2 separate regions of the Homo sapiens genome follow, and region 1 is linked to region 2. A link is a loop called in an ENCODE intact Hi-C map of the cell type or tissue named here. Cell type or tissue: dorsolateral prefrontal cortex. All regions are shown on one strand.

The links. A loop is a pair of places that touch in the nucleus more often than their neighbours do. Peaks named below come from ENCODE experiments on the same cell type or tissue, not always from the same donor. Only the 100,000 strongest peaks of a DNase experiment are listed, where the experiment ranks them.
Region 1: a loop joins it to region 2, with 5 times the contacts of the local background. A loop is called at or near these places in 3 of 110 quality-filtered maps.

Annotation. Positions count from the first base shown.
Region 1 is chr14:32,727,003-32,729,502 of GRCh38, reverse strand. All of the region lies in intron 9 of AKAP6 (A-kinase anchoring protein 6), which reads right to left. Among named protein-coding and RNA genes, the nearest start is that of NPAS3, 210 kb to the left of the region's middle. In dorsolateral prefrontal cortex, no CTCF peak of the experiment used is centred here; a DNase peak (open chromatin) is centred at 1,482; H3K4me3 peaks cover 1,826 bases; H3K27ac peaks cover 2,500 bases.
Region 2 is chr14:32,807,695-32,810,194 of GRCh38, reverse strand. All of the region lies in intron 12 of AKAP6 (A-kinase anchoring protein 6), which reads right to left. Among named protein-coding and RNA genes, the nearest start is that of NPAS3, 130 kb to the left of the region's middle. In dorsolateral prefrontal cortex, no CTCF peak of the experiment used is centred here; a DNase peak (open chromatin) is centred at 1,286; H3K4me3 peaks cover 1,380 bases; H3K27ac peaks cover 2,499 bases.

The DNA.
Region 1 (2,500 bases), 81 kb after region 2:
ACTCTAGCCCACCATTTTAACTAAGAACTAAAGAAGTTGTAGAAAATTCTTATTGAGTACTTACTTTTAGCACAAATGCTAAAACTGAATTATAAAACAAAGCCAGCAAAAACAGGAATTTCTGAAATAAATATACTTAGAAATGCATGAAGACTTGATTGAGATAACTTTTTTGACAGTTACGCTAAAGGCTTCCCCGCCACACCGAAGTCCCCCTCCTTTTTTTTTGTTAGAAATCACACCGAAAATTCTGCCCAAATGGAGACTGGAACAATGCCTTGAAACAGTGTTAATTGTCACCATGGAAACCAGAAGAATAAGCCATTTTGAAACTGGTATAGAAGGCACACATTGAGCAACTCAAGCATTTTTCTGCCTCCCTCAATGTTAAGGAACAAGATGCCTTGTCACTGTGAGGTCAGAGAAAGAAAACATCATGAAAGGGTTGTAGATGCTCACTGTCTGGTAAATAAAAAAAATAAAAAATAAACTATATACAGCTAATGCTATAAGACTCTACCGAGTGAATCTTTTTGAAATAGAGGGATCATCAAAAGATGGCCAGGATTGGGGGATGGCTTCCACCTAAGCAAAACTTGAGGGCTATATTATGTGAACCTTGCCCCCAAAGCTCCCTGGGAATTCTGCTGTTGTAATAAAACTTCAGAAGAGGAAAGAAAAAAGGCAGCATGATGGAATTCAAAATAATGCTCTAAAAGCACACAGAGAGATTAAGACATCCATTGTAAGACTTTTGTATGGTGCTTCTGTTGGTTATGCTGAAAAGAGACCAGACATTGCTGAACAGAGAGTGAAGCTTTGGCTGCGAGAAACACACAAATTAAACTAAAGACATTTCTTGATTATTAGAATAGGGCTGTTGTATTCTGTGTCATCAGGGTTTGAGCATTTACATCTTACACCATATTACTTTTAACTGAGCTTCAGTTGACTTTATATTAGGAAAAGTTAAAACAAGGAAAATGATCTAGTTATTAGAATGACAGGATTGAATGTCTTTCCTGGTACAAATATAATGCCACAAACACCTGTTTATCCAGCAAGATCCCCTTTCCCATATATGCATGATTGACTGATAGATACGATTGATAGATAGATAGATAGATAGATAGATAGATAGATAGATAGATAGAATACACTGAGAAAATAAAATATATCTTACTTAGTCTATCAGTAAGAAAGCAAATGCTAGGAACATACCAAAACACCAAACTACTGGCAAAATAATGTGTGAAAATATGCATTTTTGCAAAAAAAAAAAAAAAAAAAAAAAAAAAAAAATCCAGGGATGTGTCTATTTACAACTCTCACGTGTTTTCTGGCTAGTGTTTGCCCTCCTCATTCGAGGCTTCATGGTGGCCCCTCAGCAAGTCCATGCCTAATGCCATTCAGTGGTGAACAAAGAGTCTTTTTATATAAAAGTCCAGGGTCCAAGCTCAGCTGTCCATGCGGAGTGCAGGAATCTGCCAGAGGCCAGTGTTGCCTGTGCAGCAGCTCTTGTGCTGCCCCGCTTTTCAGAAGACTTGTGTGTAGCATCTCATAACGCATATGATGCTGCACATGGAGTCAGTACCACCAACACTTCAAGAAGATGTTCAAAACTGAAGAAAAGGGTTCAAGCCCAAGACAAATAATAGTTGTTATTTCTTGCAAACTCCTTGTATTTTACCAGTAGAATTTATGGTGAGTAATTGCATAGAGAAATTATAAAGACTCCTACAATTGTCCTTGTAAATTAATAATAGGTTTTCCTGATTGGGATAAATTTGCTGCTGAGCCTTTGGAAAAATTAAAAAGTGCAATGTCATTTAAAATTGCCAGAACTCGCACAGCAAATGACACCTGAGGTTAAGAATTGAGTTTTCCCCCTCTTCTAGCTTATTCCATTTGCATGATCTGGAAATCACATTACACTGGCCATGTACTGTTAATTGGACATAGATTGCATTATCTTTAATATAAATCAAACTACAAATATTAAAATGAATTGCAAATTCCCTAATAGAAGATCATAAAACAATCTTTTTTAAAGTATCTGCCATTAATAATTTAATTCCAATCATACCACTCAGAAAACTTAAGTAGGAGACCTGGCAACTTATTTCTCCAGTCATTTCTTTTAAATAACAAATATCTAAGCCTTTAAAAATAAATATAGCTAGACTAGAAGTCACTGTTACAGAACAAAAATAAAAACACAAATAACTGAAAACTTTCATGTCAATTTCATAAAAAATACTGCATAAGGACGCCAAGTCTACCTGTCTCCTTTCTTTCCTTCCCATGTCAAGGGTGAGAAAAAAGTCTCCTATAGGTAAAATTTAGTAAGTTTAAGAACTATCTTGATCATACCCTGTAAAATTATAATATTGATTATTATTTTTCTATTTACTTTTTAAAACGGTTCTCTATCCCCTTAGATATTTCCATAAATTTGATATCCTTCTGAAGCCTTTGTATGGCCTTTAATGAGTTTATA
Region 2 (2,500 bases):
AATAACTACAAGTCCCAAACTCTAAGATATGGGGCCTTGAGCTAGCAACTAAGAGACTATGACTGAGTTGATCGCACAGAGATGTAAGACACTGACCTGCTAGTGGAGTTGATTACCTGGGCCATGCCTGCTGAATTTATTTCTCCAGGCACTGGACAATGGTGGCATTTGTGAATATCTCTGCTTTGCTTGCTTCCAGCGCAGAGTGTAGGATACTTTGCACTACCTAAAGCTTGGTTGCTTTTTTCTCTTAATAAATAGCGAGCAATCAGGGAAATAAAATACCAGGTGACCTCCACCTTTTACCAAATCAACAATATTTCTCAAAGGCCTATTCTCCAAGACATTCTCCTGGCAAATGTCATGGCTGCGATTACTGAGCACAAGGAACACTTGGATAAACGGAGATCCCTTATGTTTACCTGCAGATAGTTTCCATCCTAAGCTGACAAAGGCTTTATTTTTTTCTCTCTAAAATTGAAGCCCCCTGCTCCCAACCCCACCAAATTAATCATTTTCCTTCGTTATTTAGTAAAGCCACTAGATGAGCTGTGTGTGACTCCATAAACTTTAGGAACTCATTTATTACGTTGCCTGATCAGACCTTGCATTTATTTACACAGTGTACCCATAAAACCCAGCTTTCATTAGTGCTGGGGAGGAACAGTCCTGCTCCCTTTGCTGGGGAAGGTGAAGCTGGAGAAGATAATTAACCATGAAACAATAAGGAGGCTTGCTGGGTAAGCAGTAGTGTGAAAACAGTTACTCCTCACAAAAGAGGGGAAATTAGCTTGCTGGATAAAAAAGGAAGTGTCAGATTGAAGACTGAAAGGCCTGCCAACAGAAGTAGATAGCTCTATGCATCATTAATGAAATTTTTTAACACTTAAACGCCACAGCTGTCCACATTTAAATGCATGTAAATGCCATGTGTTTCCAGAGATTAATACGCATGTTAAAATATTTCTTTCCCCTTAAACTTCTAGCTGTTGTCTCTGTCTGTTTTATTTCACCTACTTTCTTTCTAAGAATAAAAATGCGCCAGCTTTCTCAGCTTTATGTCCTCATTTCCAAAGCCCACGTACACTGAGCATCTTAGAGATGGGCAGCATGCTCATTATATTTTAACAAACACATTATTTTACATTCATAATACTGATATTTAAGTAAACAAAAAGTTTGTTTTGATTTTGCTGCTTCACAGAGTGAAGACTTATGATGTGCGTTTCCTTTCAAAACTTCCTCCTAGAGCATTAGTGCTCCCTGAAGCAGCCCCATTTTGGCAGAAATTCAGTTCTGTGCAGTGCCAAAAGAAATAGAATAAACAAACACTGCTCCATGCAGCTGGTGAGATAATTTACATATTACTGCACACCAAACATGAAGACCTGAATATGGATTAGAGCTACGGTGATGACACAAATGTCATATAGATAAAGAGAAACAAAATTCAACACATCGTTGTTTATTTTACCACTGCTACTGTATGAGTGCTGCTCAGAAAGAAAAAAAACGGAAGAATTGCTTTTGGAAAATTGGACTCCCTTCCCTATTTGAAGTGGGTTCTTTCGGACCGTAAAACAAGAAAAGAAAGGAGCAAAAAGCATGGATTATTTCGGATCTCTTAATATTCTCTACTTTTGCTTTGTGAGTTAAAACAATTTTAATGTGCATCAATTTAGACGAGGTGAGTTAGTAATCTTACAGGAATGACCTTTAAAATACAAAAACACCTGAAGTTTTACCCAGCCCTTTCTCCACCCTTGATAATTTCAGCTGAACACTGAGATTTTTAACTCAGAATGAGGTCCTTGGTTAGGAGGTGGAGTAGGCAATACGGGCCCATAAAAGTTCCATCAGGAAATAGCATCTCATGGACAGGAGTTGTCTTAGAGTGCTCAGCTAATGTGTCTTCTCTCTTCATCCCTGCATGTGCAGATTTATGCAAATCAATTGACCCTTTCTGACCTCAGCTAGATGTATAGGTGTTCTAGGAAAGAAGGGACAGCTCTCTGGATAATTATTGCTGTTAACTCCTTTTCTAATTATTGGGGATGACAAGATTCAAGAAAGTAACACAAATAATAATGATGGTGATAGGGTGAGGAATAAAGAGAATGTGAGATGTTTTAGTCCACACCAAATTAAAAATTCTTTAACCTGCATTGGACAAAGTTGACTTTTCTATATATGCAAAACTGCTCTTGAAATGCGGTTATTTTGGGAGCTTCTAGTCCTTTAATCTTTACAGGTACAGTGTTATTATGACCACTCTTTCTCAAGCGTAAAAACAAAGGGACAAGTCAGGCCCACATAGGTGAATCTAGTTATGTATCACTAAAGTTTAATAGTTAAGGAATGATCTTTAAAATTTAGGAAACAAACAATGTGAGAAGGTTCAAGGGAGTTGGTGATATTTCACGAGGTGAGTGAAAGTCTACTTCTTTTCTATAGTATTTGAAAAGTTATTGGACAGGAAAAGTTCTTTATTTCCACAACT